3 separate regions of the Homo sapiens genome follow, and regions 2 and 3 are each linked to region 1. The links are chromatin contacts, found by Hi-C or POLR2A ChIA-PET in ENCODE. All regions are on one chromosome and are shown on one strand. Each heading gives the region's core, a stretch centred on a gene start or an enhancer-like site at or near the end of the contact. The rest is flanking DNA. Distances are from core to core; before and after follow the strand shown.

What was found. Hi-C counts contacts between places; a loop is a spot of excess contacts on that map. ChIA-PET counts read pairs that join two places held with the same protein, here RNA polymerase II (POLR2A). Pooled maps may share reads with other maps.
Region 2: a loop to region 1 is called in a map with no recorded cell type, with 8 times the contacts of the local background. The contact joins two enhancer-like sites. A Hi-C loop is called at or near these places in 1 of 37 single-sample maps with no recorded cell type and 2 of 50 pooled maps. POLR2A ChIA-PET finds 5 or more read pairs at or near these places in 3 of 52 experiments (H1, activated CD4-positive, alpha-beta T cell and naive thymus-derived CD8-positive, alpha-beta T cell).
Region 3: a pooled map shows a loop between it and region 1 (4-fold over the local background). The contact joins two enhancer-like sites. A Hi-C loop is called at or near these places in 2 of 37 single-sample maps with no recorded cell type and 4 of 50 pooled maps. POLR2A ChIA-PET finds 5 or more read pairs at or near these places in 4 of 52 experiments (OCI-LY7, PC-3, activated CD4-positive, alpha-beta T cell and 1 more).

The regions. Positions count from the first base shown.
Region 1 is chr16:89,240,075-89,242,866 of GRCh38, reverse strand. No RefSeq gene overlaps it. Among named protein-coding and RNA genes, the nearest start is that of ZNF778, 24 kb to the right of the region's middle. RefSeq lists an enhancer at 726-1,242 and a silencer at 1,750-1,839. Within about 2 kb of position 1,431, at least 41 of the 41 ENCODE cell types and tissues checked have a DNase peak (open chromatin) inside an H3K27ac peak, as active enhancers do; they include PC-3, where a contact is called at or near this core.
Region 2 is chr16:89,452,427-89,455,218 of GRCh38, reverse strand. All of the region lies in intron 1 of ANKRD11 (ankyrin repeat domain containing 11), which reads left to right. It overlaps LOC101927817 (a long non-coding RNA gene), which reads right to left. Exons shown (of 3, transcript NR_110932.1): 3 at 725-1,961. Among named protein-coding and RNA genes, the nearest start is that of ANKRD11, 37 kb to the left of the region's middle. RefSeq lists an enhancer at 772-1,592. Within about 2 kb of position 1,323, at least 13 of the 41 ENCODE cell types and tissues checked have a DNase peak (open chromatin) inside an H3K27ac peak, as active enhancers do.
Region 3 is chr16:89,421,228-89,424,019 of GRCh38, reverse strand. The region is part of intron 1 of ANKRD11 (ankyrin repeat domain containing 11); the gene reads left to right. Among named protein-coding and RNA genes, the nearest start is that of ANKRD11, 68 kb to the left of the region's middle. RefSeq lists enhancers at 603-702, 289-789. Within about 2 kb of position 1,326, at least 14 of the 41 ENCODE cell types and tissues checked have a DNase peak (open chromatin) inside an H3K27ac peak, as active enhancers do; they include PC-3, where a contact is called at or near this core.

The DNA of each region.
Region 1 (2,792 bases), core at 182-2,681:
CTGTCGACGGTGGGTGGCTGCGCAGGTGCAGGCAGCATCTGTGCCCTTGGCCCGCTTGGAACTTTTGTTAAAGATTAGACGTTTGAGGCCGGGCACAGCGGCTCACGCCTGTAATCCCAGCACTTTGGGAGGCCAAGGTGGGCAGATCACAAGGTCAGGAGATCGAGACCATCCTGGCTAACACGGTGAAACCCCGTCTCTTCTAAAAATACAAAAAAAATTAGCCGGGCGTGGTGGCGGGTGCCTGTAGTCCCAGCTACTCGGGAGGCTGAGGCAGGAGAATGGCGTGAACCCGGGAGGCAGAGCTTGCAGGGAGCCGAGATCGCGCCACTGCACTCCAGCCTGGGCGACAGAGCGAGACTCCGTCTCAAAAAAAAAAAAATTAGACGTTTGAATCTAATAATATAACTCTGAAAGTCAGACTCTCCCCATTCCCCAGGGTTTGCTGGGTTTTGGTTTTGTTGACTGTTGTGTTTTTTGTTGTTGTGGGCTGCCTCTGTGCTGATGCTCAGCCTGAGGTGTCAACTGAAGACATTCTCACGTCTTTCCTGATCATCTATCTATATTTATATATATAACATATATAAATATATAGTAAATATATATGTATATATACACACACACACATACGTGTGTGTGTGTGTATATATATATATATATATTTTTTTTTTTTTTTTTTTTGAGACAGAGTCTAGCTCTGTCACCCAGGCTGGAGTGCAGTGGGGCGATCTCAGCTCACTGCAAGCTCCGCCTCCCGGGTTCACGCCATTCTCCTGCCTCAGCCTCCAGAATACCTGGAAGCACAGGCGTGAGCCACCACATCCGGCTAATTTTTTAAACTTTTTTTCGTAGAGACACGGTCTCCCTGTTTCCCAGGCTGGTCTCAAACTCCTGGACTCTAGCGATCCCCCCAGCTTGAGCTCCCAAATTGCTGGGATTCCCGTCGTGAGCCACCATGTCCAGTCTAACTGTCTTTTAAAGAAGTTTAAAAATTACTCTCTAGCTGCGCAAGGTGGTTGGTGCCTGTAATCCCAGCAGTGTGGGAGGCTCTGGTGGGAGGACCACTCGAGCCCAGGAGGCTGAGGCTGCAGTGAGCCACGATAGCGGCACTGCACTGCAGCCTGGGCGACAGAGCGAGATCCTGACTCAAAAAAAAAAAAAAAAAGAAAAGAAAAGAAAAAGAAAAGAAAAAAGAAGAAAACACTTAAAGGATGACATCATTTTCGGGCGTTTCGTCCTTTGGGATTTGCCGTTTTCAGGATTTCACACCGTAGGGATGTTGATCTCTTGTGACTTCAACACTCCGGGTTCTGCTCTTCAAGACTCTGGCTGAGGTCTGTTTCAAACAGAGCCCAAACACGCAGATCTGTCGTCATCTAGGTCCCGTCTGCCCTGTGTGCCCTGTGAAATGGTGCCAAACATCCGCTAGCCACAGAAAAACCGACACCTGAGAGCTGTCGGTCCCCCAGCCCCGGCTGCCCTTCAGACGGTACCGACCGCGGCTCCCGCCGGGCTGCTGAGTGTGTCACTGTCGCCCAGCACACGAGCCCCTCTCCGATCCCCCGAGTTCCTCACCGAGTCCCTTACCCCCGGAAGTCCCTCGCTCTCCTCCCTTCCCCCCGGAAGTCCCTCGCTCTCCTCCCTTCCCCCCGGAAGTCCCTCGCTCTCCTCCCTTCCCCCCGGAAGTCCCTCGCTCTCCTCCCTTCCCCCCGGAAGTCCCTCGCTCTCCTCCCTTCCCCCCGGAAGTCCCTCGCTCTCCTCCCTTCCCCCCGGAAGTCCCTCGCTCTCCTCCCTTCCCCCCGGAAGTCCCTCGCTCTCCTCCCCTTCTGAGCGGTGACCCCCACCCCGAAGCCGGCGAGGCACCGCGGAACCCGGTCTGCCTGCGCTACCGCCCCCTGCTGGCCAGGCCCTCTTCCCAATCGCCCCGAAACCATTCACATCACCCACGTGTGCACGTTTTGTCCACATTTAGATCCCTGATCCATTTGCAGCTTATTCCTGTGAACGGTGTAATTTTTTGGGGGGCGGGGGGAAGGCGGGGTCTCGCTCTGTCACCCAGGCTGGAGTGCAGTGGCGCCATCTCGGCTCACTGCAAGCTCCACCTCCCGGGCTCAACCAATTCTCCTGCCTCAGCCCCCTGAGTAGCTGGGATTACAGGCCCGCACCACCATGCCTGGCTAACTTTCGTATTTTTAGTACAGATGGGGTTTTTCTTTTCTTTTCTTTTCTTTTGAGATGGAGTCTCACTGCTGCCCAGGCTGGAGTGCAGTGGCGCGATCTCGGCTCGCTGCAAGCTCCGCCTCCCGGGTTCACGCCATTCTCCTGGCTCAGCCTCCCGAGTAGCTGGGACTACAGGCGCCCGCCACCACGCCCGGCTAATTTTTTTGTATTTTTAGTAGAGACGGGGTTTCACTGTGTTAACAAGGATGGTCTCGATCTCCTGACCTCGTGATCCGCCTGCCTCGGCCTCCCAAAGTGCTGGGATCACAGGCGCGAGCCACTGCGCCTGCCCGAGATGGGGTTTCACCATGTTGGCCAGGCTGGTCTCGAACTCCTGATCTCAACTGATCTGCCCCCCCTTGGCCTCCCAAAGTGCTAGGATTACAGGCGTGAGCCGCCACACTCGACCTGAACGGTGTAATTTATACATGTAAAACCATCTTGTTCAGACAGCTCACCAGTTGTCCTAGCACCTTTCATTACAAACTGCATTTTTGCCCCACTGATCTGAAATACCCACTTTATTAACTAAATTTCCATGTTGCTAGGTCTATTTCCAGATATTCCATTTT
Region 2 (2,792 bases), core at 74-2,573, 210 kb before region 1:
CTAGAAGCACCCAGGGAAGCAGCTTGAGGAATGCTAGAAGCACCCAGGGGAGCAGCTTGAGGAACCCTAACAGCACCCAGGGGAGCAGCTTGAGGAACCCTAGAAGCACCCAGGGGAGCAGCTTGAGGAACCCTAGAAGCACCCAGGGGAGCAGCTTGAGGAACGCTAGAAGCACCCAGGGGAGCAGCTTGAGGAACCCTAACAGCACCCAGGGGAGCAGCTTGAGGAACCCTAGAAGCACCCAGGGGAGCAGCTTGAGGAACCCTAGAAACACTCAGGGGAGCAGCTTGAGGAACCCTAACAGCACCCAGGGGAGCAGCTTGAGGAACCCTAGAAGCACCCAGGGGAGCAGCTTGAGGAACCCTAGAAACACCCAGGGGAGCAGCTTGAGGAACCCTGGAAGCACCCAGGGGAGCAGCTTGAGGAACCCTAGAAGCACCCAGGGGAGCAGCTTGAGGAACCCTAGAAGCACCCAGGGGAGCAGCTTGAGGAACCCTGGAAGCACCCAGGGGAGCAGCTTGAGGAACCCTGGAAGCACCCAGGGGAGCAGCTTGAGGAACCCTGGAAGCACCCAGGGGAGCAGCTTGAGGAACCCTGGAAGCACCCAGGGGAGCAGCTTGAGGAACCGTAGCAGTGGTAGCTGCTGAGAGTCTGGCCTAGAGCCGCTTTCATAGTGGCTTGGTTTAAGACAGAGTTATAATTTGTGAAGGAGAAAATTGGCATTAATATATGAGCAGTGCTTATTAAAAATTAATTGCTTATATGAGTGTAGTATGATTGTTTTAGAAAGTTGCCTTTTCTTAGGGTTTTTTTACCCACTAGGTCAAGGATGTAAGATTTGCAACCTGCAGTAGAAGTCTTCTGTGCCCATGTGGGTCGGATCCTTGCTGTGGGACTCAGCGTAGGCCTCAGGTGCTCTCCTTATCTGCCCCTGTGTCCCAGGCAAGCCTGCAGAAGTTGTGGTCTGTGGCCTTGGTCTGTAAGCTACAGCTGCCCACACTTGCTGGGCAGTGACTGAGAGCAGCTCTTCAGGCTCTCTTGGTTGTGGCGCGGCTGTCGTTGTGTTGGCTGTGGTTGTGTTGGCTGTGGTGTGCCAGGGGGTGTTGTGAAGCACTCCCCCATGATGAGTTTAGAGTGTATGTCATTTGCATTGTGGAAGGATTATTGTGAAACATGTACTACCTGCCGGGTGCTCTTCTGTGTGCTCCATGTAGGTCCACTCAGACAGTCTTGGGAACTCCCGAGGTGCGGGTGCTCCTCTGCCCCTTGTGGCAGAGATAAGTCAGTTGAGGCACAAGGAAGTTGGGCCACTTGCCCAGGGAAGTTAGAAGTTGGGAGTGGACGCCAGCACTGGACCCTGGGCAGGCTGGCTCCAGAGTCCTGCCTCGAATTCACAAGTTCTGTCTCCAGTCATGTTTTACTTCCTGTTCTCCTTCATGTAATACTTCCTGTTCTTCTTCTTGGACAGGTCAGTGGCATCCGGTCTCTTTTGTTTGCCGCTGTGTCTTCAGCACATCACATTGTCCTGAGTGTCCTGTGCTTGTATTTTCCCATATGTTTTTTCGTGCTTGAACAGATGCTTTGTGCTTTTATTTAAATAACATCTGTCTTGCCTCCTTTCTGTTAGCCACACTTTTTAAAGTATGCAATACAAGTGATGGTCAGCTGGCAAGCAGCTTTGTCCTAGGGGACACCTTAGCAGGCAGGACGTGTTCCTGTGAAACGTGGTTTGGCTTGTAATAGTGTCTGGGAAGGAAGAGAATTCTGTCTTGTCCTACTTAAATTAGTACTTTAACTTAGTTGAAATTCCTATTAGAAATTTTGAGGAAACTTCCATAAGGAAATGTGTGTTCTCCAAGGGATTCCTCTTCCATTTTAAGTTGGAAGTTGTTATAAACATGGTTATTGACCTCGAACAATAATTTTCTTATTTCTGGGTTTTGAAACGTTGATGTAAGCAACTGAAACAAAATTTAATGTCAGAGAAGTAGTGAGTATCTAAGAAATGCACTTAATCCCTGAAGGGCAGGGCAATAAAAACAAAAAGGAGCCAAGATATTTATCTTGTTAAATACTATTATGAAAACGGCAACAACAACAACAAAAAAGAAATGTGCTTCAGATGTTCTGTGCAGCCGGGCGTGGTGGCTTACATCTGTCATCCCAGCACTTTGGGAGGCCGAGTCAGGAGGATTGTTTGAGCCCAGGAGTTTGACACCAGCCTGGGCAACATAAGGAGGCCCTGTCTCTATTTAGAAAATAAAATAAAAGATGGTATGTGTTTATCCACGCATGTGTGATTGTATGAAAAAGCGGGCGTGTGCAGTTTCTTTCAAGAAGACCATGTGAAAACAAGAATCTAAAAGTAGTGAGGGGAATAGGACCTCTTAACTTTCAAAGATACCATCAAAGTATTCTTTTTTTTTTTTTTTTTTTTTTGAGATAGAGTCTCTCTCTGTTGCCTAGGCTGGAGTGCAATGGCATGATCTCTGCTCACTGCAACCTCTGCCTCCCAGGTCTGGAGATTTTCCTGCCTCCTGCCTCAGCCTCCTGAGCTGAGATTACAGGCTCCCGCCACCACACTCGGCTAATTTTTGTATTTTTAGTAGAGATGAGGTTTCACCATGTTGGCCAGGCTGGTCTCAATCTCTTGACCTCAGGTGATCCACCCGCCTCAGCCTCCCAGAGTGCTGAGAGCAGCATTCTTGATTAAAAAAAAAGTAAACAGCTGTGTCCTCACCCGCTGTGGTTTCTAACAGAAAGGTGTTACTAGTTTTAATCACGCCCAGGGT
Region 3 (2,792 bases), core at 77-2,576, 180 kb before region 1:
TCCCGGAGGTCGCCTGAGTTTCATTATCCCGTTGTACGCCGTCCCCTTACCCGCTTACAAGGTTGTACCCTGTCCTCTTACCCGCTTAAGTTTTGATTTCCCAATACTGAAACTTTCTTCCCATTTATGGGCTGACCCCTCTTCTACATTTTGTTCGCTTATTGTGACCTTCTAGGTGCACGAGCCGTGCGGTTTGTTACATCCGCAGGCTGGCTGCCATTGCGTAGATTTATCATGCCTGGAAAACGGACCATTTAAAACGTTTTCTTACACCATCGAAGCACATCTGGGCTGATTCCAGTTTCTGGTGCTTATGAATAAAACAGCTGTGAACAACTGAGTGGAGTTTATTGGACCATTTTTGACCTCTAGTAATGGTGGGCTCACATGTTTGAGTTGAGTTGGGTCAGGTGCTGAGTGCCTGCTGCTGCAGGCACCACCTTGTGCTTTCAGGTTAACTCTAACCACACATCTCATGCCTTCTCTGTGCATGTATTTGAAGTTACTGAAAAAGTATTTGTCAAGAAAGCCACAGCTCCGCACTAGTCTCTTAAAACCCATCCGTATGCTCCTGTACTCATGAAAGGAATGCACTGCGGGCCGTTCTGTGGGAAGCAGGGAAAAGACAGACCTGGCCCTGAGACAGGCTGGTGTGACTGCCGTTCGGAGCCCAGGGTTAATGGTGCTGGTTAGTCAGCCAGTGTCGGGGGCAGATGCCCATCGTCAGTGGCTCCCCTGTGGACCCTCCCACCCAGCCTAACGCGAATGAAAATCATTGTTTGCATAAGGTCATAGCTCTGGCTAGCAGCGTTTTGAGACCAAGGCCAGTGTAGGGACCTGTCTTTGCTAACATGGACTCCTGGGCTCTGAGGGTGTTGGGAAGGTGGCTCACGGGAGGGAGCTGAGGGGCCTGAGCTCACAGCTGTGAAACCACCGTGGCCCTTGGTTGTCTGAAGGAGCAGCGGTGTGGGGCAGCCACAGGCCTCGTGGTTTTTCTCTGCTGTCAGTTGGGGTTAGTCAGTGTGGACAGAAAGAATTGCTCATCTTAGCGGATTGAAGACTATGGTTAGCAAGCAGTTGTAGATCTCCTGATTGAAAAAAGTGATTATTGATGTGCTTTGATATAAAGAAAGAAAAAAAGAAAAAAGTGATTAAAGTGGGAGTGAATTAAACATTAATACAGTTGTGTCAGTCAGAGTCTCCTGAAACTTGTGATTCTCTTAGGGGAGAAAAGGGAGACTGTAATAAAAACATGAGCAATCTTGAACTTCCGTTCCTTTCCAAAAATAAGCATCAGGTCTGCCCAGCTTCCTTCCCAGGGAGGCTGTGATTCTGTTTCGGACGGTGCTCGTGGCTGTGACTGTTCGTCGAGAGCAGTGAGTAAAGCAGCTCTCATGCAACAAAGCGAGGGGAGAGCCCAGGGCGTTGAAAGAGGTGGGGTGCGATTGGGTCAGCGCGAATATCGTGTTATTACTTGACATATTGAAAAGTGTGTTTATTACTGACCCATAGTCGCACCTGTTAGTGGAGTCCGGTAGGATGCCTCAGTCCGTGGATGCCTTGTTTACCGATGAGACCAGGGTGGTTACTGTGTCCATCCCCTCAAATACCACTTCTTTTTGGTGATAACATCCAAGATCCTTTTTTTTAAAATTGCTTTTTTTAAAAGAAAAATTCTGTAAAAAAATTCTTTTAATGGTTTGGATATTCTTAGGGTCTCAGTCGCTCGCCCAGGTGGAGTGCAGTGGTGCCACCCTAACTGACTGCAGCCTTGAGCTTCTGTGCGGAAGTGATCCTCCCACCTCGGCCTCTTAAAGTTCTGGGATTATAGGTTTGGCCTAGAGCTCTTTCTTCTTAGGTAACTTTAACTTTTTACCCGTTGATTGTATTAAATAATTTTCTTTCCCTATCCCTAACGTGGCAAATAACCCACTTAAAGGGGTTGATGAGAGTAAGGAGTCCAGAGTGGTAAGAGCATTTAAAACCTCACATTGCTCCACCATTCAGAGAGAGCCGCCATTAGTACCTCCTGGGTTTCCTAACACAGAATGCGTGTAGCCGACTCCTTAGCACCTGGGTTATCATCTTGTCCTGTTGCCATTTCCATAGGTAGAAGCAACTCCCTGTTGTTTTAACTGGATTCTGGTTTTGGTTACCCCCACCCCTGCCCCAAGACATGGATGGGCAGTGGTCCTGTCATCACACACTGACCCTTCGTGTCTCACCCCCACCCCCAGACATGGACGGGTGATGGTCCCATCCCTGACTCCGTCATCACACACCGACCCTTCGTGTCTCACCCCCACCCCCAGACGTGGACGGGTGATGGTCCCATCCCTGACTCCGTCATCACACACCGACCCTTCGTGTCTCACCCCCGCCCCCAGACATGGACGGGTGATGGTCCCATCCCTGACTCCGTCATCACACACCGACCCTTCGTGTCTCACCCCCGCCCCCAGACATGGACGGGTGATGGTCCCATCCCTGACTCCGTCACCACACACCGACCCTTCGTGTCTCAGCCCCACCCCCAGACATGGACGGGTGATGGTCCCATCCCTGACTCCGTCATCACACACCGACCCTTCGTGTCTCACCCCCGCCCCCAGACATGGACGGGTGATGGTCCCATCCCTGACTCCGTCATCACACACCGACCCTTCGTGTCTCACCCCCACCCCCAGACATGGACGGGTGATGGTCCCATCCCTGACTCCGTCATCACACACCGACCCTTCGTGTCTCACCCCCACCCCCAGACATGGACGGGTGATGGTCCCATCCCTGAC